Linked DNA regions of Homo sapiens: all the other regions are linked to region 3. A link is a loop called in an ENCODE intact Hi-C map of the cell type or tissue named here. Cell type or tissue: endothelial cell of umbilical vein. All regions are shown on one strand. Each heading gives the region's core, and the rest is flanking DNA. Links, peaks and the distances in the headings are about the cores only. Region 1 has its middle 22 kb from the start of LINC01348. Region 2 holds the start of LINC00184 (long intergenic non-protein coding RNA 184). Region 3 has its middle 16 kb from the start of LINC03108.

Region 1 (7,583 bases), core at 1,544-6,543, 51 kb after region 3:
GTTAAACTATGCTCCCCGCTCCAAAAAATTCATACGTTGAAGTCCTTACCCCCAGTACTTAACAATGTGAGTATATTTGGAAACAGGGTCTTTAAAAGGGTAGTTTTAAGATTTAGTGAGTAGTTAAGATTTAGTGAGGTCATTACTGTGGGTCCTAATACAATTTGACTGACATAAGAAAAGGAAATTATGACACAGACAGCCAGTCGCAGTGTCTCACGCCTGTAATCCCAGCACTTTGGGAAGCCAAGGCAGGCAAATCACGAGGTCAGTAGTTCGAGACCACCCTGGCCAACATGGCGAAACCCCGTCTCTACTAAAAATACAAAAATTAGCTGGGCGTGGTGGCGGGCACCTGTAATCCCAGCTACTCAGGAGGCTGAGGCAGGAGAATCGCTTGAACCCAGGAGACGGAGGTTGCAGTGAGCAGAGATCACACCACTGCACTCCAGCCTGGGAGACAGAGCGAGACTCTGTCTCAAAAAAAAAAAAAAAAAAAAAGACACAGACACACACAGGGGACAACCACATGAGGACACAGGGAGAACAGGACCATCCGCAAGCCAAGGAGAGAGGCTGCAGGGGGAGCTGATCCTGCTGACACCTTGATCTTGGACTTCCAGTCCCCAGGAATAGGAGAGACTCAGTTTCTGTTATTTAAGCCCCCTAGTCTGTGGTACTTTGTTACAGCAACCCTTGCAGGGAACAGTCTTCAGGCTGATAATCCTAGAGAAAGCTTGGCCCCCAAGGCTGTCCCAAATCTTCCCCAGTTCCCCCCAGGACTATCCATGTAAGAGAGACTTAGGCTCACTCATCTGAGCCAGTGACATTATGGACCCAAGAATCAAAAATAAGATGAGTTGGGAGTGAGTACGAGAAGACACAAATTTTCTTTCAAGTCATTGGTGCGGGTTTGGGAGTGGCAAAACGGGGGATGGAACTGTTTTAGTAAAGAAAAAAATAATCAAGCCATGCTGGTAGATCCCTAAACAATCTCGGCCTGTGATGACTTTGTCATTTTGAATGATATCTTTACTGATATTTGTCAGTTTCTTCTATGAACTGCAGTTTTCACAGGTAACCCTGTGAACAAATGGGTTTCCTGTGAACCAGCACGCCCACATCTTTAGAATGTAGCCAGGTCTTCTGATTTTTCATTCCCTATTTTGGCAGTCAACAGACAGGCCACTTGTCTTCGCTGCTAAGGTGGAAGAAGTAGATAAAAGGATTTATTATCTGAACATTCCGGAACCTTCCAAACAAATCTGTTTTTTATCCCCCTCTAAAAGCTGGGCCACATTTTGCAAGATGAGAAGTACATTTTCTTTCTAAACCAGCTTGTCCATCTCTGCTTGGTTTACACAAGCATTGACTCCTTATTGAATGACGATCTACTAACCCACAGAGTAGGAGATTGCTATATCAGCACAGCAGTTGCACGCTGAAAATCCAGAGGATGAAGTGAGTTTGCATCATTCATCACTAGCATTCCGTGGTCACGTTGCAGCATCTCCATCACCAGCCACCCACTGGCAGGTCCTTGGGCTGTGTGAGAAGGGGACGAGATCAGCGTCCAGGGTAGAGCCCAGAGGGAACCACAGGCAGCCCCTCTGCTCACAAGAGGGGCCCATGCTCCCCACAAATGAGGCACCCCGTGGCTGGGGCACCAGGCTCATCAGGCAGATTTCAGCCCTCACAGTTTGCACAGCCTTAGAGCCCACACAGCCCTGGACAGCATCAACCACTATGAACTCCACAGCAAAGGTAGCAGAGTGTTCAAAGTGATGCTTTGGGTTCCAAGCTACTTTCAATGGGACGGGAAATAGTCTAGAACCTGATCCACAACCTGTGAGCCTTCTCACCATCCCCACCAAAAAATATAAAGAGTGGGCCAGTTGAGAGACATGATTTTGAAGAGAAGATTGCCTGAGGGGTGTCTCTGTGGAGAAAGCTGTGCTTCCTGAAGGGAAGTGGGGGCCTCCCCTCACCTCAAATTCGTGGGTTTCCACAAAGCTTCTCAGAGAGCTCACCCTGGGATTCCCTCTCACTGATGGCAGAGAAGGCCAGAGCCCTTACCATCCAGGAAATCCAGACGGTGGGTGTCAGGCTGCAGGAGGCTGATGAAAGCCCCAACCGTGTCAGGCCTAACCCCTGGAGCCTATAAATGTGGCCTTATTTGGAAAGAGGGTCTTTGCCAATGTGATTAAATGAAGGATCTCTGGATGGGGAGATTATCCGGGATTAGCCCTAAATGAGATTACATGAACCCTAAATGCAGTTAGCCATTTCCCTACAAGAGAGGGGTAAAGGGAGGTTTGCCCAATGCAGAGGAGACGGTGATGTGACGCAGAGGTGGGGACTGAGTGATGCGGCCACAGGCCAAAGGTTGTCGGCAGACACCACGAGCCGGAATCAGCAAGCTGGGGATTCTCTCGACAGCCGCGGAAGGAGCAGGGCTGTGCCCACACCTTGATTTCAGCCCCCTGATCGTGGTTTTAGACTTCCGTCCTCCAGGACTGTGAAAGAATAAATTTCTGTGTTAAGCATCGTAATTTGTCGTAATTTGTTAGAGAACCACAGGGAACTAATGTACAGGATGACTACTGCCTGCTTTTTAAATTATTTTATTTATTTATTTATTTATTTATGAGACAGAGTTTCACTCTTGTTGCCCATGCTGGAGTGCAATGGCACAATCTCGGCTCACTGCAACCTCTGCCTCCTGGGTTCAGGCAATTCTCCTGCCTCAGCCTCCTGGGTTCGAGCAATTCTCCTGCCTCAGCCTCCCAAGTAGTTGGGATTACAGGCATGTGCCACCACACCCAGCTAATATTGTATTTTAGTAGAGATGGAGTTTCACCATGTTGATCACGCTGGTCTCGAAATCCTGACCTTAGGTGATCCACAAGCCTCAGCCTCCCAAAGTGCTGGGATTTTGGGCATGAGCCACCACACCTGGTCCTGCCTGGTTTTTTTAAATAAATTTTTGTGTGTGTGGACTGGGCACAGTGGCTCAAGGCTGTAATCTCAGCACTTTGGGAGGCAGAGGCAGGCTGATCACTTGAGGTCAGGAGTTCAAGACCAGCCTGGCCAACATGGCAAAACCCCATCTCCACTAAAAGTACAAAAATTAGCTGGGCATGGTGGCGTATGCCTGTAATCCCAGCTACTCAGGAGGCTGAGGTAAGAGGATTGCTTGAACCCAGGAGGTGGAGGTTGCAGTGAGCTGAGATCGCACCGCTGTACTCCAGCCTGGGCAACAGAGTGAGACTCCGTCTCAAAAATAATAATATTTATTTTTGTAATGACATGGGGTCTCACTATGTTGCTGATCTTGAACTCTCGGCCTCAAGTGATCCTCCCTCCTCAGCTTCCCGAAGTGCTGGGTTTACAGGAGTGAGCCACCATGTCTGGCCCTGCCTGCTTTGATGCCAGAACCAGGAGCATGCAGTGGGTTGGGGTTGGCCTCCCTCCCAGAGCTTGCGGGGGCAAGCCACACAAGAGGGTCAGAACCAGCTGAAGCCACACAGAGAGGTAACCAGCATGAGGTCTGCTAGGGGCCTGACCTATAAGACCACCTGGAGGGGCAGAAACCCTAGCAGCAAAAAGCTCGAGGTAAACCCAAGGGACCAAAGCAAAGAGTCTCAAATGATCACCAATAAGAGACTCCAGGAAGTGCAGACCCACATGGGAGCCCCGGCAGGAGAGAGGGCAGCTTTCAACCACAGCCAGACCCAAAGGATGCACAGCAAGCTGCCCATGCACCTACTCGGGTGAGAGCTGTCCTGGGCCCTAAAACCCCTCACCCAGCTCCAACCTTGGGAGAAGGGGCACAAGGAGCCACAGGAAAGGACAGAAGCCAGCCTCATCCCTTTCCCATGCAGACTTCCAGCCCTAAGCAGCCTCAGCTGGAGCAAGAAGAATGGTTTGAAGTTTTGACTAATATCTTGGCCTGGACATTGAAATTCCAAATGGAGACTGGTTTTTTTTGTTTGTTTTGTTTTGTTTTGTTTTGTTTCCATTTAAAGCAACCATCAGACAGACTATTTCCTAAGAGGAGCAGAAAAGTCCAAGCCTGCCAGGGTCTGGGAACATGAATCCGGCTGAATAAACTTCAGAGGGGCAGCACAGGACAAAAGCTAAAGTCGCCTTCCAATTGCATTGCAAGCTGTGCTCGTTCCACACACCGGTTGCACACAGGCTGGTGAAAACATCTTCAGTGGAACTGAGAGGAGCCAAGTTCCCGTGAAAGGAAAACATGCAAATCTGTTTTCAGTATCACTTTTAAGCTTCCTGAGTGGAGTCTTTGGCCTGGAATGACTCGCATTGACGTCAGCCCGAGGCAGCCATATCGCAGCAGCTGCCATCCCTTCCTCACCCGCGGCCTCCGGGGCAGAAGACACACTGGTTTTGTTTCATGGGAGATTAAAAACAGTTGCTGCTGTATCCATAATTCACAACCCCTGTGATCACCGGGGCCAGGAATACTGAGCAAAAAGCACAAGGCGTCCACATTAAAACCAAGGGCAGCCGGGCGCAGTGGCTCACCCCTGTAATCCCAGCACTTTGGGAGGCCAAGGCGGGCGGATCGCCTGAAGTCAGGAGTTCAAGACTGGCCTGGTCAACATGACGAAAACCCTGCCTCTACTAAAAATACAAAAAAATTAGCTGGGCGTGGTGGCTCATGTCTTTAGTCCCAGCTACTTGGGAGGCTGAAACACAAGAATCGCTTGAACCCAGGAAGCGGAGGTTGCAGTGAGCCGACATCATGCCATTGCACTCTGGCTTAGGTGACAGAGTGAGACTCTGTCTCCAAAAAAAAAAAAAAAAAAAAAAAAACACCAGGCCTGGTGCGGTGGCTCATGCCTGTAATCCCAGCATTTTGGGAGGCCGAGGCAGGCAGATCACCTGAGATCAGGAGTTCAAGACCAGCTTGGCCAACATGGCAAAACCTATCTCTACTAAAAGTACAAAAATTAGCTGGGCGTGGTGGTGGTGGGTGCCTATAATTCCAGCTACTCAGGAGGCTGAGGCAGGAGAATCGCTTGAACCCAGGAGGCGGAGGTTGCAGTGAGCCAAGATCGCGCCACTACACTCCAGCCTGGGCGACAAGAGCGAGACTCTGTCTGAAAAAAAAAAAAAAACAAGGGGAGACCCATAAAAAAGATGCCAGAGATGGGGATCATGGTCAGCTGGGACCCCGCCCAGGGCACTACACGCTTGCTGGTTCTCCTGAGCCTCAAGGCGATGGGATCTACACCACACATCTGAGGCTCTGATAAACTGCTGGAAACATGGGCTTATGCATGATGCTGCTTTGTTTTACGGCACTCTGTGAGGGAGACAGGGCAGGTACCCCACAGCCCGGAATGGACTCCTCTTGCCTCTGGTCTCCTACCAGAGCAGCAGTCCCCCAGGAGGAGAAAACAAGCTCCTTCCCAGGGCTGCACTGGGGCTGGTGGCAATGGTGGCAGTGTCGATGGTCATGTGGCCTGCCTTGCACTGGTGGCCAGGACCCTGACTCTACTTTGAATCTTCTGGTTCCTTCCAGCATCCAGGACAAGGCCCTGGCAGTAAAGCCCAGCTCCACACGGCTCCTGCAGCATGGAGCTGGTTCTCCTCCAAAAGTCCTGAGAGATGTATCATTTATCAAGCTGGTAGATAATTCTGCCCCTTTCTGTAGTGCCTCTCAGACATATCCCATAGGTAATTGTTGCTTGAAGCCTCTATTAAAATGTGAGGCGACAGAAGCCAGTAGACTGTGTATCCCTTTCCTTCGTTTACTCTCAGGTTAAAATGGTCTTTCTGACTAAGCCAGTGATTGGGGCATAAGGGAAGGAATGTGAGTGTGGGGAAAGGGAGGTGGGGGAGAGGGCTGGTGTGCACTGCTGCACTCCCTGTGGTTTTGAGATCCTTCAAATAGAAGCTGTGAATATGTGGCTGGGTGCAGCGGCTCATGCCTGTAATCCCAGCGCTTTGGGAGGCCGAGGCGGGCGGATCACTTGAGGTCAGCAGTTCAAGACCAGACTGGCCAACATGGTGAAACCCTGTCTCTACTAAAAGTACAAAAATTAGGTGTGGTGGCGGGTGCTTGTGATCCCAGCTACTCGGGAGGCCGAGGCAGGAGATTTGCTTAAACCCAGGAGACGGTGTTGCAGTCAGCCGAGATCACACCACTGCATTCCAGCCTGGGCAACAGAGCGAGAGACTTTGTCTCAAAAAAAAAAAAAAAAAAAGCCAGGTACAGTAGCTCACGCCTGCAATCCTAGCACTTTAGGAGGCCAAGGCGAGTGGATCACCTGAGGTCAGGAATTCGAGACCAGCCTGGCCAACGTGGCGAAACTCCGTCTCTAGTAAAAATACAAAAATTAGGCTGGGCGCGGTGGCTCATGCCTGTAATCCCAGCACTTTGGGAGTCCGAGGCGGGCGGATCACGAGGTCAGGAGATCGAGACCATCCTGGCTAACACGGTGAAACCCCGTCTCTACTAAAAATACAAAAAAAAATTAGCCAGGCACAGTGGCGGGCGCCTGTAGTCCCAGCTATTCTGGAGGCTGAGGCAGGAGAATGGCGTGAACCTGGGAGGTAGAGCTTGCAGTGAGCCGAGATCGCGCCACTGCACTCCAGCCTGGGCGACAGAGTAAGACTCCGTCTCTAAAAAAAAAAAAATATATTAGCTGGACGTGTTGGCATGCACCTGTAATCCCAGCTACTCAGGAGGCTGAGGCAGGAGAATGGCCTGAACCCAGGGGGGCGGAGGCTGCAGTGAGCCTAGATCATGCCATTGCACTCCAGTCTGGGCGACAAGAGTGAAACTCCATCTTAAAAAAAATAAAAAAATAGAAGCTGTAAACATATGGCTGTGCCTCAGGACTGCCCGGCTTCAGCACTGCTCTGAAGTCAGGGCCGGCAGAGAGCAGAGCTTACTACCAGAGGACGTGAGTGTGAATCCTGCAGCTGGCTGCACCACTTGTCTGAGCGGGACACCAAGCCCAGCTCTGGCTACTGCCACTGCTTCTCCCTAGGGGCCTGCCCCAAGCCCCACTCCTGGGCTGAGGTCTGGCCCCTCCCCTCCCCTTGCTAATCATAGTGCCCTGTCATAGGTGATGTCATTTCCCAGTACACTGAGAAACGCGAGGGTGGGAGCTTTGGCCTGTCCAAATCCCAGCACCCATCACATAAAATGCAAAATGAAACACACCAACCACAGATAAAGTCCAGATGGTATTCTTATTGCTGGCATTGCAATATCAGTAAGTATCAGCAAGTAACGATCATTCCCCACACCTCCCTTTCTTGGGTCTAAGGAAAACTTGTAAGGTTGTGTGGATCCACGTCGAGGACTGTCTGCTTGGAGGTGGGAGACTCTTCTGGGGAAAGGCAGATGGTGAAGAAAAACAAGAGCTGTTTTGCTGTTGTTGCTTTTAATCAATCTTTTATTCACAGCTACAAACTTTAATCAATTATGGATAAAACACAAAAGCTTTTTGAAATGCTGATAAAGGAACCCATACCGAGAGACCAAATAAAATCCGAGTGCTGAGCTGGCCATGGGCTTGGCAGGTCAGCAGCACATGGAGGCA
Region 2 (7,583 bases), core at 1,536-6,535, 370 kb before region 3:
TTCCACATGCAGACTCCTGACTGACTTCTCTGCATTCCAGCTTCCTTGTGCGATACATTCCTGACCCTCCCCGAATTGATCTTTGTACTGCTTTCATCATTTTCCTCCTCTGCTCCATAATTCCTCCGCACTTCAACCCAAACTCCTCACCCAGTTTAGAAAGCTCTGCTCACGTGGTTCCTCCCACTGTGGACAATGCATCTCCCAACACATTAACACCCACCAGAGGTGATGATTAAGGAGTCCCTTCACTCACGAACTAGACTTGCTGTCTTAGTCTTTTGTGTCTGCTCTTTCTTTCATTCATTTACTCCATTTTTGGGGTAACTACTCTGTCCCAGGCACAGACACCTTAAATGGTCCTCTATTACCTATTCCAACCCTATACAGCTTTCAAAGCTCAGGTCAACTTCCAATCCATGAAGCCCAGGTCTCCCTTCTATCACAAGTCTTTTTCCTCTGAACTCCTGGGAAGCTTAGAGACATTGTCAAACATTTAGGACTTAAACATGTGACATGAGATTTCCTGACTGTGTCACGCATGCTCTCCAGTCTGACTTGTTTGAGTTTCTGCAAAGATCTTTACAGAAGATCTATCTTCTTACCACTCAGCTGCAGCTGGCATCGAGCCCTGGCTGGACTAGTCATGCTAACCCCTTGGTTATTAATCATCGCCATGATTTTTCATGTGTTTACTATAGTATGATCCAGGCGTTGACTATACTGGGCACTTTATGAGGTTGTTATTATCCTCCGTTTTTTACAGATGAGGAAAGTGAGGCTCAGAGGGGTTAAGTGACTTCTCCAGTTTTACATAGTTTGAAAGTGGCTGACTGAGAATTTGAATATAGGTCCGACATAATTCAAATATTGTGCTCTTGACCACTTAACTAAATTAACTCTACTTTCTGATTGATTCACATATGTTGAAATCTACTCATTCTCCTCCTAGTGTCATTATGTTTGTTTATTCTCTCCTTTATATTTTTAAGGCCTGCTGGTCTATCCTTTCCAGGATCTACACTTATGCTGGACCCACTAAGCTGTCCTAGAACATCATAGTAAATGTTCACCAGATATTAATTATTTGAGTGAGAATGGTTGTGAGCATTGGGTACTCCCCCAGCCAGTACCCTTCTCTCTTGCAGTAGTATATTTTGTAGATTAAATAAAACTCAAGATAAAAAAAACAAATTAATAAATGATCAATGGAAACAGAAATTTGGAACATAAAAGTATTATTTCAAAATGAACACATTATATGTAAAAGCTCACAACCAGGAATTTCTTCAGTTGGGTTTGCAGCAATGTTATGTCACTAATACTATATTTCTCTCTGTATGGCCAAACCTGTAAAGCCTCAATATCTGATTATGGAGCACATCTAGACTGTTAAAAAGCTTTCTATAATATTAATAAAATCAAATAATAAATAAAAATTAAATTGACTAATCATAGCAATTTCATTTTGAGAATGTTTTGTAGGCTGAAGGCAAATCCTTGAGATATTTTTGCAGGAGCGTCATTGCGAAACAGAATCTGCAGTAGAACTATGTCATCTTCTGGTTCTGAGTGTGCCCTCTCATTGCTGGCAGATGGCAAGTATTTATTTGCTTGCTAGCTCTTTAGTGGAACTGGTCTTCTGTTTCCACTGTCGCCTCGTGTGACACAAACTGCCACCTATCTCCCAAGGTTCTTTCTTTGTAACAGAACCCTAGTTTTTGGCTGGACTCATTTCCCCAGTGGTAGAGGCTGCTGGCTGGTCATGTCATGAGCCCAGGTCTTCTTCTTGGGCACAACCAGATGCCATTTCTCAGCCTCCCTTGCAGTTATATGCAGCTGTGTGTTTGAGTTCTGGCCGTTAGTGAGTGGAAGTGATGTGTCCCTTCTACTCACACTTCTGTAGTCCTGGCCTACAGAAACTCACAATGGTTCTCTATACTCTTTATCTTTCCACAGCTTAATGCAGTTAAGTAACAAGATCTTGGAAGACAAGTGTTGAAGGTGAAAGAGGCACAAGATAGAAGAAACCTGGGTCCTTAGATCCTTGCTTGGAGGAAAACCACCTGCCAATCCAGAACATCATTTTGGACTTCATGTGAGTGAGAAGTAATCCTGTATCATGTTTGAGCCATTAAGCGTATTTTGATTGCTTGTTCTGATAGCTGTAAGTATCTTACTGATGTAGACATCATAAGTGAGAGACCATGTTTCCTCACCTCCCCTGCTAAGTGTAACCATGTAACTAAATTCTGGCCAATGAGATGTAAGCAGAAGTGTTTTGTGTGACTTTGAAACAGGATGCTTCAAGGAAGCTGATTTGGACGGGATGGGAAAACTTCTGTTGTCTTTTGTTCCCTTTCTTTTATAGTTCAGCACTCAGACAAAATGTCAGGAATTGCTCTGGCCATCTTGCACTTCTGTGAATGGAAACCATTTTCTAAGACAATGGGGTAGGGTGATAGAGAAGACTAGGTTTCTGATGGATGTGGAGCTGTTGGGCCCATCTGGGACTCTTAACCCCATCCACAGTGCTTTTATATTGGAGGAATCTCTTGTTTAAGCCTCTATTTTATTTCTCATAGAGACACACGTTCTTTCTATAGGAGCAAAAGTGACCATTTTAAGATTTGAATCAAGTTATGCCACTTCTTGGCTATGAATCCCTTCCTGACTTCCAGTTTACCTTAGAATTGAATTTATATTTCTACCATGGTTTATGAAGCCCTGCTTGATTTGTCTCCTGCCTACCCCAATGACCCCACCACAATTACACTGGCCTGCCTTCTGTTCTGCTGTAGTGACTGATCATTCACCTCCATGAGGCCCTACTGAAGATGTTACCTTTTCAGGGAGGTTCTCTGACCTCCCACCTACAATGGGCTCTCCCAGCTTTCGTCTGTCTCACCACCGTGTTTACTTCCTACATGGCTCTGATCACAGTCTTTAATCATCTGGTTGATGTATTTATTCATTTGTTTGTCACTATCTCCCCAACTAAAATGTAAGCTCTGTGAGGCAAAGATGGTCTCCAGTACAACGCAGTGCCTGCTGCATAGGAAGCACTCATTACATTATGAAAAATACAGCAAACATGTATGTACATTTGAATATACATAAACACTAGATGTATGTGCATGTGTACACATATATAGTTGACCTGTGACTACTGCAGGAGTTGGGGGCGCTGACCCTCCATGCAGTCGAAAATCTGACTTTTAATATAACTTGGTTTTTGGATTTATAGTGTGTGGATTTCTTTTTAAAAATCTGGCCCTGATTATAAAGAGAGAAAAAGTGGAATTAAATTTAGCCATTATTAAGAATCCAACAAATCAAATATAAGTCACAGTGAATACTAAAATTTTGAGGTGAAAAAGAAAATTAGAACTGGAGATAGACATTATAGTGCCGTCCCAGAAAATGGCAGTATCTAGCCCATGAGAGAGTTTCTTTCATATTTTTTTCATTACATGTACTAAACATAGTGATTGCTTTTTATCTTTTTAAAAAAATCTAGGCCAGTCGCGGTGGCTCACGCCTGTAATCCCAGCACTTTGGGAGGCCAAGGTGGGCAGATCACAAGGTCATGAGATCGAGACCATCCTGGCTAACACGGTGAAAACCCATCTCTACTAAAAATACAAAAAATTAGCCAGGCATGGTGTCAGGCACCTGTAGTTCCAGCTACTCAGGAGGTTAAGGCAGCACAATGGCGTGAACCCGGGAGGTGGAACTTGCAGTGAGCCGAGATCACGCCACTGCACTCCAGCCTAGACAATAGAACAAGACTCTGTCTCAAAAAAAGAGAGAGAAAAAAATATCTAAATGATTATTTGCTCTCTGTTCAAAAATCACTCAGCCAAATAGAATTTCCTGCTGAAGAAAATTATGACATAAAAATTTTAAAATTACCCCACCACTTTTTTTTGTTTGTTTTTTATCTCTGTCAGTTTGTTACCTTTATTCCTGAAAGAAGGACTCAAGACTCATGTGATACTCTAAAATAGATATTAATAGGAAATGTTCCTAGACAATGTGGGTTTGCAAGAGAAACAAAGAATTTATTGTTGACTTGATTACTAGCTCAAAGTAATCAGAAATTCCATGAAAGACACTGAAAGTTGACCTCTTTTAAAACTACTTTCAAAAGCGGAGGTTGATTTGTATTTCTTAATCAGCATCTCAGAACAATGTACATTCTTTTTGTATAGTGTCATGGGCATCTGGGACTTTGGCTTGATCAACATCCACTTCCTCCTGTGATACCAAGACCCTAGTTTTCTTTTAAAGAACCACCCCTCCCTGACTCTCAGTCTTTGTTTTCTGGTGGGGTTGACTCTTACCCCTAACCCCAGGGGTGGGGCATGTGGTCCAAGTCTGGCCAATGAGAATTTTAACCATGCTGGTGATTCAAGAATGAGTATATGTTACATGCTGAGCTTATCAGAACCAACATTGTCAGCCACAGGGGTTATGCTAGAAGTATTGGAAAGGATAAATTCTCTTCTGGGGTGGTTAAACCAATAGAAAATTAGCCTGGAGCTTCTGGTGGACATCTTGTCAAAAAAATAGTGATTGCCTGCTTGAGAATGAAATCAAGAGAGAAGAAGGCAAAGCTAAAGCCTGGAGAATATTCCTGAAGACATTTTTCAAGGATCTGGAACCACCCTTGAACTTTTTTTTTTCTTTTTTTTAGAGACAGGGTCTTGTTCTGTTGCCTAAGCTGGAGTGCATTGGTGCAATCATGGCTCACTGCAGCCTCAACTCCTAGTCTCAAATGATTCTCCTTCCTCAGCCTCCCAAGTAGCTGGGACTACAGGCATGTGCCACTGTGCCCAGTGATTTTTTTTTTTTTTTTTTTTTTTGTAGAGATGAGGTCATGTTATGTTGCCCAGGCTGGTCTTGAACTCCTGGCCTCAAGTGATCTTCCCACCTTGGTCTCCCAAAGTAACTGAATTACATGCATGAGCCACTGTGTTTAGCCTGAGCATTTTCAGGTACATAAACAAATATATTGCCCTTATTTGAGTTTCATCACTTGAAACTAAGAATCTTGACTATACACTTAATTGGTTACTAAATGAATTAGGATATAAAGATTTTTTTAAATTAGTTTGCTACAAAATTTTCTGTAATTGGAAGAAAGATGGCCATTCCTCCCCAAAGGAGCTCTTACAACTTGAATTCTTTCATCAGAAAATGCAGTTTCCTTTTGCCTATACACAATCTAAAGATTTTTTAATATACTTCTTTAGTTGCCTAAATGTTCTTTATATGTTTGTCTTGTCCTTGCAGTTCATATTAGATATTATGTTACCAATGAGCAGGGACTATGATGAATGTGTCTTTAGAACACCCAATGAAGTGCCACTTGCCACAAGAAGCTAAGTCACAATCTGATGGCCAGAGGAGGCAATCATTCTTCCTACAGTTTTGTGCATAAACCTTCCTGCCTCTCTGCTGGGGACCACCTATGGGGAAAGGAAAACTTCTCTCTCATGGCTCTCCTTTCCCAGGAAAACTTTAGCTCCTGTTGAGACCAACACCTTCCCTGGAGAATGCAGAGTGAAGGGATTAGGCCCATCACAATTTTCCATTCATGATGTTGGGTCAAGCAAGGCATCACACAGAATGAATAGAAACAGAAACAGCCCCACATGTGAAGTAGGAGCCATGCTGGAATGAACAAGGGCCACGGTATGGGTGAGTTACACGGTACAGAGCACAGGGGCTGACTGCTTTGTGCTCTTCCAGGTGGGATCATTACTTGCCAGCCTTCCAGCTGATGCCAGTGGCAACAGCACGACAGGCTGAACTGGATTCTTTATGACTATGTATTCATTAGGGGGAAAAAGCACTTCCAATGCAAATGATTGAAATGGAAACAAGATGTGCACTCTGCTGCCTAAATGAAAGCTCTACCAGGTAGGCCATTCAAACTCAATTAAGAGTAGCAAAACAGGATCTATCAGGACAGTGGCTGTAACCCCTGTCACAGAGAATGGACAGTGAGCGGTCCAAATGGATTGGGGGGCATGAATGGCACCTGACTTACAGCAGGAGCTCAGCACTTTTACTCTCTTTGCCGCTTCACTGGAACCAGGAGAAAAAGACATTAGGATGAAGGATAATGTGTGATACACACATAAAGATGAAAGCGAGAGGGACACATGCAATGTCACTTATTGGAAGGACCACTTTAGGCTGCTCTGTCCTCTCTCCCCTGAAAACATGTTCCACATTGTTTTAACCATCTGTGGCCCACTCTGGAGCTCAAGGAACCCTGGCCTTTCTGCTTTATTGTGAGCACAGCCATATGAAACTGCAATCTGGCAGCTGAAGGGGAAAGTACTTTTACTGTCTCTGCTGAGAAAGGGTTTGGATGAATCGAATCCCCTGTTATGCGTGAAATTGTACCCTCTAGAAAGCTCTGTTGATGACCCAACCCACGGTACCTGTGAATGTGACCTTATTTGAAAATATGGTCTTATAAATGTAATCAAGCAAAGATGAGATGATACTGAATTAGGGTGGGCCTCCACCAACATGACTGGTGTCCTTATGAGAAGCAAGGAAGAGACATAAGGAGAACATGGTGTGACAATTGAGACAGAGATTGGAGTGATGCATCTACAAGCCAAGAAATGTCAAGGGCCGTGAGCCACACCAGAAGCTAAGAGAAAGGCATGGGACTGACCCTCCCCTAGAGCCATCAGAAAGAGCCTGACCCTGGCGGCACCTTGCTTTTGGACTTCTAGACTCCAGAATTATGAGAATAAATTTGTGTTGCTTTAAGCCACTCAGTTTGTGGTAATTTGTTATGACAGTTCTAAGAAACTAATCCACCCTGCTAAAGAGTAAATGTCTGATGCAAAACTCACTACATGGATGAAAAGGCTGAGATATTCCGAAGAGTCATAATGAACTGTGCCGTCATCTACAAAGGAAGTGCAGCACTGCAACAACTCAAGATAGATTCTGGAGACGTGGCAGGACAGACGTGCCTACCAGACTAGGAGCACTTTCAGGACAGCGTCATGCCTTGTTCTCCTCCACATCCCTCCGTGCCTGAAAATCAGAAATGCTCAATTAAATGTTGAAAATGTCAATAAATTCATAGGAAAACGATCTCAGATAAGTCAATAACGTTATGTTATTTTATTTTATTTTTGAAATGGAGTCTTGCTTTGTCACCCAGGCTGGAGTGTAGTGGCACGATCTCAGCTCATTGCAACCTCTGCCTCCCAGGTTCAAGCGATTCTCCTGCCTCGGCCCCCTGAGTAGCTAGGATTATAGGCATGCACCACCACGTCCAGCTAATTTTTGTATTTTTAGTGGAGACGGAGTTTCACCATGTTGGTCAGGCTGGTCTCGAACTCCTGACCTCGTGATCCACCCACCTCGGCTTCCCAAATTGCTGGGCTTACAGGTGTGAGCCACCGCACCCAGCCATGATTAACCTTATTTTATGATGTCATGTAAGTCCTTACCACCACCTTCCATGAAGACGTAACTGACAAAGACATCTGATTTGATGCTTTCATTGGAGAAACCCACCCTTGGCCATTGAAGAGCACAAC
Region 3 (7,583 bases), core at 1,640-6,639:
TTGTGAGCCGCCTGCTTTGGCCTCCCAAAGTGCTGGGATTACAGGCATGAGCCACCATGCCCAGCCAGCTATTATCTTTATTGGAATTGAACAGACATGGAATTTACTGGAGGTGAGGCATGGGAGGAAGTAGGATATGGAGGAAGAAGCCCAAGGTACCAGCCTGAGAACCAGGGTGAAGGGTGCTGCTGTTTATGAAGCTGGGGTGCTGCAGGGCAGGAGCAGGTTCAGGAAGGGAGATGGCCTTGGGTTCCGTTTGGGGCATGTGGAGGTGGGTGCACCTGTGAGACCTCAGGTCCAGAGCTGAGAAGGCTGGGTGGGCAGAAGATGGTGATTTGAAAGTCATATGGGCATAGAAATGGTATTGGAAGCCACAGGGATGATTTGAGGGGTGAATGCAAGATTAAATGAGAAATGTGCCAGGGATAGAGTGCTAAGAACACCCACAATGGCTGGGCGCGGCGGCTCACACCTGTAATCCCAGCACTTTGGGAGGCAGAGGCGGGCAGATCATAAGGTCGGGAGATCGAGACCAGCCTAGCCAACATGGTGAAACCCCGTCTCTACTAAAAATACAAAAATTAGCTGGGTGTGGTGGCGAGTGCCTGTAATCCCAGCTACTTGGGAGGCTGAGGCAGGAGAATCGCTTGAACCCGGGAGGCAGAGCTTGCAGTGAGCCGAGATCACACCACTGTAGTCCAGCCTGGGCAACAGAACGAGACTCCATCTCAAAAAAAAAAAAAAAAAAAAAAGAACACCCACAATTAAAGGAACAAGTTCTCCAACAAAGGATTCTCATAAGTTGTGGCCTGAGGGGAACAGAATAAAAAGCAACAAGGTGTCATGGAACTCAAGGAAAAGGGACCTTCATGAAGATGAAGGGAGAAGTCAGCTGTGCCTGGTGTTGGTTTTTCCTTTCTAGAACTAAAAGCCAGAATGATTGACAAGGCCCCCCAGTGATGGGGACCATGGTCCATTCACTCCCAGCAAACCTTGGGGAAGAGGATGCAGCGTGGAGGTAGCCTGTGGAGGAGGATGGAATCCTGCCTCCTGCCAGGGTCTGTCCCCAGCCATACTGTGGTGGTTTCATTGCAAATCACCAGGTCCTGGGTCTGACACTTTACTTTCCCTGTTCCTGCAGAGTGACGGTCACGCAAGCTGATCTGAACCTCCACTGGCTTCTCAGACTCAAACCAAGCACTTCTCTTCCTGGGATCACGAGTTCTATTCAGAGTGGGCCCTGGAGGCCTTCAAAGCTGGGCCCCAGGTTCTCACGGTGAACTAAACTTTCTCCGCAAACCCCCTTGGCCCCACACCTGGCTTATCTGGCTCCAGCCCTGAGCCACCCAGCACTGTCCCGATGTAAATACGTGTTCAGCAGAGACGCACAAGGACTGGCAAGGATGCCTCATACTAGTTGATCCTAAATCTAAAAGACTATGTTTTTGCTACATTCACTCACATGCATCACACACCTGTAGGCACACATGAACACATACATGCACACACGCACACATTTTCTTCCAGTTTAACTCATGCTACTTAGAGAACCAGCTAGAAGGTGAGCTTTCTCCTAGGCCCTCTCATTACAGATGAGGACACCCAGGCCCCAAGAAGCTCAGCGTTTCACCAACAACCCTTGGCAGTGACGGTGAGTGTGTCATGCTGAACCCCTCTCCCTCTCTCTCACCTCAGTGCTCCTTTTAACTTCCTCTCTTTATTTTATTTCTTGCCAATTCATGCCCTGCCTTCCCTCCAGAACTCAACCCTGAACCTTCTCCCACCGGCACAACCGTCTGTAACCAGCCCCTGCTAACTCCTCAGAACGAGTGGATGCCGGAGAATGTTGACTTCCTCCCAAGAAGAAAGTGAAGGAAGCAGAAACCTCCTGTCAGCCAGATCCCACCAGGACCCCTTCCCACAGACCCACTTGATGCTGCCTCTCACGGCAGCAGGGGAATGCTTGGTGGGGGTGGCTCTGCTTCTCATAGCAAAGAGAGAATTCTTGGAGGGCAGAGGCTGTCCTCAATATATTTTCCACCTGGTCCCCACCCTCTAACCGGTGTTCTGTTAGAAATGCGTGCACCACACATGTCTCTCAGAGGCCAGGCGGGCTTCAGGGCTACCAGGGCACCTGGATGGGCTCCACCCCATGCCCAGAACCTCAAGAGCTCTCTGTCCTGGAGGGAGTCCACTTCCTCCGAACTTCCCAGGAAGCCATCCAGCCCACTGACATCCATCAAAAACAAGCTCCCTGGGCAGGCTGTGCTTGGAGGAAGGATCCTCTAATGTAGCATCATCCCTATGGGGGAGACCTGAAGCAGACTGTTTTCAAAGTAGTTTTTCTATCAAGGCCTGGGCAAAATGCATTCATTAGAAAAATCAGAGGTGGAAGGAAGCTCATGAACTCATCAAGGTAAACAGAATCTGCAGTTGGTTTACAATCGTCTCTCTGATATCCCAGGAAAAATATATCTTACAGTTTATCTTAGGGATGCCATCAGAGAAAGGTATATATGTATAGGTGTGTGTGTGTGTGTGTGTGTGTGTGTGTATGTGTGTGTGTGTGTATATATATATGCATATATATGTGTATATATGTGCATATATATGTGTGTATATATAGGTATATATGTGAATATATAGGTATATATGTATATATAGATATATATGTGTATATATGTATATATAGATATATATGTATATATGTATATATAGATATATATGTATATATGTATATATAGATATATATGTATATATGTATATATAGATATATATGTATATATGTATATATAGGTATATATGTATATATAGATATATATGTATATATATGTATATATAGGTATATATGTATATATAGGTATATATGTATATATAGAGATATATGTATATATAGGTATATATGTATATATAGAGATATATGTATATATAGGTATATATGTATATATAGAGATATATGTATATATAGGTATATATGTATATATAGAGATATATGTATATATAGGTATATATGTATATATAGAGATATATGTATATATAGGTATATGTATATATAGGTATACGTGTATATATAGGTATATGTGTATATATAGGTATATGTGTATATATAGGTATATGTGTATATATAGGTATATGTGTATATATAGGTATATATGTGTATATATAGGTATATGGGTATATATAGGTATATATATGTGTATATAGGTATATGGGTATATATAGGTATATATATATGTATATATGTATATATATACGCACACACATAGATATACACCATATATCTGTGTATTAATCCTGTTTATATATAAATCATATATATGTATATACTATGTGTGTATGTATACATATGCATATATACAAATATACACCTGCTCATATACATATACACGCAAAGGCATATTTATGTGCTGTTTTTTTGTTTTGTGTTGTTTTGAGACGGAGTCTTGCTTTATCGCCCAGGCTGGAGTGCAATGGCGCCATCTCGGCTCAGTTTTTAATAGCAAAACATTGGAAACTTCTTAAATGCCCATCAGTAGGTGACAGTTTAAATCACAGGTCTGCAAGTGGGCCAGTGGGCCAAAACCCAGTCTAGGACCTATTTTGTGAATAAAGTTTTATTGGAACATAGCCACACCTGGTCATTTACGTCTTTGACCAATTTGGAGCTACAATAACAGAGTTGAGTGTTTGCAGCAATGACCATCTGACCCACAAAACCAAAAATATTTACTATCTGGCCATTTACAGGAAAAGTTTGTCGACGCCTAGGTTAAATTATGCTTCCTCTAAATGAAGCTATTAAACGATCCTGTAAGTCTGTAATTATGGCTACGAAAAGCCCATGATCTCTTAAAAAGTAAGAAAATTAGTTGGAAAATGTTAACACAATCCCATTTTTATCAAAGCAAAATGTATTCACCTGAACGTGCATACAAAAATGTGCATTGAAAACTATGTATCTTTCCTCTAGAAAGTTATGGGAGAAGGAAGATAATAGACGGTGTTTTTTCTTCCTTATATTTTCTTTTTGTGTTTGATTTTTAAATAATGAGTACACCTTAAAGTTCTTTTTATTGGGAGAAACAGTTGCTCACTTCCTCCACTCCCTAATAGCTGGTGAAAGGTGTCAGCTTTAGGAAGGGCTGTGTCAGGGAAATATCTTGGCTTCTGGGGTGTTGGGGCAACAAAGGGCCAGGAAAGACAGCCCCTCAGAGGAACAGACCCCAGTGACATCCTTGGGTGGGCCCCCGCCTGAGCAGCAACTTCTTCCAGCTCTGTCTCCCACTACAGCCTCTGCCCTTGGCATGGTCCAGAGCTGCGATGGCGAAAACTCATCACCAAGCATTGCCTCCGCTGCACCCAACCCAGCAGAAAAAGAGTCCAGAGAACATCCTGGTCCTGAGTCAGCCCCTGGCTTCAACCCACAGGACACCACAGGGCGCCACGGGACATGGCACAGCGCCAGATGCCAGGGATCCGAGGAGACAGAGCATGATGTCCAAACATGAATGGCTTATTTTTAGCAAAGTCCAGCCCTCACATCCTGGCCCTGCTCCAGGGTGAGCAACAACATTCCCTCTGACTCAGCTCCGCAAGCTGACTCGGTTTCAGAGGAACAAGGTAGTCTCTCCTTGCTGACGTTAGCGGCAGGCAGTCCTCCCCTTCAGGAAAAATCTGTACAGCAGTTCTGATTCCTTCTGGGACTGTGTGCTGGCTGCTTCCAGAAGAAACATAACTATTCCCTTCACAGTCTGGGCTTCGGAACTGGGTGCAGAAACTTCCACACTCCATCTCCTGGACTCCCATCTTCTAACCTTCCCGTGTGATTTCCAAGGAAACCAGATGGCTGCCTTCTCCCCCCTCTTCCTCTTCCTCCTGCACAATGAGCCGAGAGACCCAACCCTGCAGCTCTGGCCTGAAACTGGGGCCTGTTTCTCGGGGGTTTCTGTCTCTTCAATCAGTCCCCACACTGTGTCCAGCAGACTAGAGCAATGAAGGGAGGAATCATTTTCTTCCAGTAACGACACTAGAACCTATGTTCTGCTGTAATGAATGATACAGGTTTGCCAGGAAGACGTGTCATCAATGCCAATAAAACAAGGCAGAGTACAGATACCTCCAGAGATCTTGCCAGAGAGGCTCACAGCCCCGATAGGTTTGTGTATGTTTTGGGGTGGGGGAACATGAGAGAATGAGAGATTATTTTCCTTCTGGACGTTCTCAACATGCCTGAAATAGCAAGGACACAGCTGTCCCTCCCCAGTTGTCCCTGTGTGATTGGAATTGCAGGAGTCAGTTGTCTCAAAGCAAAGAAAGTGCAGAGCCTGCACGTATCCAGATCTTCCGAAAGACGAGGCCCTGTTCTCCTGGCCTGGCGCCTGGGTTTCTCATTTGCTCCTAGGTCTCTGGTATTGTGCCGCCTGCATCCCAGGCAACGCCAGCAACCCAAGCCCCGCTGAACAAGTCAAGACCTCTCTGGATGAGGTCAGGAGCTGGAGCTTCCCCTTATTTTGTTAGGAAGCACCATGCGTCAGCCTTTATTCACACCCTATAAAGTTGTAGCCTTTAAGGTTAGTCTCTTCCACACCTATAATTCTCCACCAGAGCAATTTGCTGCAGAGAAAGAGCCCTCCAGCAGGCAGTACCTGTGAGTCACGGCTTCTTCCTGGCCCCCGCCCGCCCTAAAGGAGTGGCTACTAACAGGCACCTTTGATCCTCAGGCTGCTCTGGGAGTTGGAAGAGTCGCGGAGGCTCACCTGTAGTCATAAGGTCAAGAGACTTGCCATGAGAAATAGTAACAGTAGCACCGCCTGGATCCCACCCCCGGTCTTCTCCTTTGGGCCTCTGTTCTTCCTCTAGGGGTTGGATCTTTCAGCTCTGCCATCTGCCTTTCATATCATCAGTTCTATTTTTGTTTTGTTTTTGTTTTTGTTTTTGTTTTTGTTTTTGAGATGAAGTCTTGCTCTTTTGCCCAGGCTGGAGTGCAGTGGCGTGATCTCGGCTCACTGCAACCTCTGCCTCCCGGGTTCAAGCAATTCTCCTGCCTTAGCCTCCCAAGTAGTTGGGACTACAGGCACCGCCAGGCTAATTTTTGTATTTTTGGTAGAGATCGGGTTTCACCATGTTGTCCAGGCTGGTCTTGAACTCCTGACCTCAAGTGATCCACCCGCCTCAGCCTCCCAAAGTGCTGGGGTTACAGGCGTGAGCCACCACGCCCAGCTTAGTTCTATTTTTGAGTGAACAACACTCTCCATTGGCAGGGAAAGGTCACCTTGGTATGTGGCCTCGCTTACGGAGTAGAGTTTCTCCAGGGCCTCTCCCAGGGCTGTTCAAATGACCCAGCACAACCCTTCAAGTGACTTCCCCTTCTCTAAGACTCAGTTTCCTTATCTGTCCAATGGTGGAATTGGAGTAAATATTTGCTAAGTTTCCATCCAGCTCTAATGTACTAAAAATCTATGAAAATCTGGATTTTCCCATTTCCAGACAAGCCTGGTACTACTCAACCTTAATCTACAGCCACCAGATGAAACCCGCTGCAGAGCCAACCCTGACACCAGCACCATGAGCTTCAGTTCACAAGCACCATTCTCACTGGAGCCCCACCAGACCTCGATGATGTGGACAGTGCCAGTTACGTGGACAGGCTGAGATGGGCGGATCACTTGACGTCAGGGATTCGAGACCAGCATGGCCAACATGGTGAAACCCTGTCTCTGGAGATGAGAAACACTTTGCCACATGCCAAATAGCAGCACTAATAATGTAGCAGCCCTGGGGCCCGAGCCTGGCCTCCTGACTCCGAGCCTGGTGCCCCACTTAGCAGCCCCACCTCTCCCCATGGGTGTCTACCTGGCTGGAAACGACACTGGCCAAAGGCAGAACCTCAACCTGCAGCCGTCAGTGGGCATTCAAGTGGACCTGCTAGGCTGGACAGAGAGAGCGGGAAAGGCAGGAAGGCCTGTTTCTTCCTCCATTTTGGCTGACACAGGCTCCTTAGCACCCGGCTGTCTGACCACCCTCAGATGAAGCTCTGTTCTCTCCATCCCTTTCCTCCTCCTCAGTCTCAGGGATCAGATGGGTGCGGGGCCCTGTTCTGGGGACACTGAGAGCTGTGCATTCAGGTCAGACGTGCACAGTTTAAAATTCACAGAGGAGGCCGAGTGTGGTGGCTCATGCCTGTAATCTCAGCACTTTGGGAGGCCAAGGCAGGCAGATCACCTGAGGTCAGGAGTTCGAGACCAGCCTGGCCAACATGGTGAAACCCTGTATCTGCTAAAAATACAAAAACTAGCCAGGCGTGGTGGCATGTACCTGTAATCCCAGCTACTTGGGAGGCTGGGGCAGGGGAATTGCTTGAATCCGGGAGGTGGACGGAGGTTGCAGTGAGCCGAGACCATGCCGCGGCACTCCAGCCTGGGTGACAAGAGCAAAACTCTGTCTCAAAACATAAAAAAATAAATAAATAAATAAAATTCAGAGAGGACCCTGGAGTCCCTTTCCCATAATCTCACCCCCACGCAAAAAGGGGCAAAGGAATCGTCATGGTGTAAACCATAGGTTGGGCTTCGACTGGGGACCTC

The links. Hi-C counts contacts between places; a loop is a spot of excess contacts. Peaks named below come from ENCODE experiments on the same cell type or tissue, not always from the same donor. Only the 100,000 strongest peaks of a DNase experiment are listed, where the experiment ranks them.
Region 1: it touches region 3 in a loop (5-fold over the local background); 24 of 110 quality-filtered maps call a loop at or near these places.
Region 2: a loop joins it to region 3, with 12 times the contacts of the local background. A loop is called at or near these places in 2 of 110 quality-filtered maps.

Annotation. Positions count from the first base shown.
Region 1 is chr1:235,043,994-235,051,576 of GRCh38, forward strand. No RefSeq gene overlaps it. Among named protein-coding and RNA genes, the nearest start is that of LINC01348, 22 kb to the right of the region's middle. RefSeq lists enhancers at 3,386-3,435, 4,149-4,443, 7,001-7,070. In endothelial cell of umbilical vein, for the core only: no CTCF peak of the experiment used is centred there; a DNase peak (open chromatin) is centred at 4,188; H3K27ac peaks cover 1,613 bases.
Region 2 is chr1:234,627,650-234,635,232 of GRCh38, forward strand. LINC00184 (long intergenic non-protein coding RNA 184) reads left to right here and starts at 1,662. Exons shown (of 2, transcript NR_033927.1): 1 at 1,662-2,098; 2 at 5,299-7,131. In endothelial cell of umbilical vein, for the core only: no CTCF peak of the experiment used is centred there; a DNase peak (open chromatin) is centred at 4,282; H3K27ac peaks cover 2,614 bases.
Region 3 is chr1:234,992,953-235,000,535 of GRCh38, forward strand. No RefSeq gene overlaps it. Among named protein-coding and RNA genes, the nearest start is that of LINC03108, 16 kb to the left of the region's middle. RefSeq lists an enhancer at 4,985-6,184. In endothelial cell of umbilical vein, for the core only: no CTCF peak of the experiment used is centred there; DNase peaks (open chromatin) are centred at 4,539 and 5,489; H3K27ac peaks cover 3,014 bases.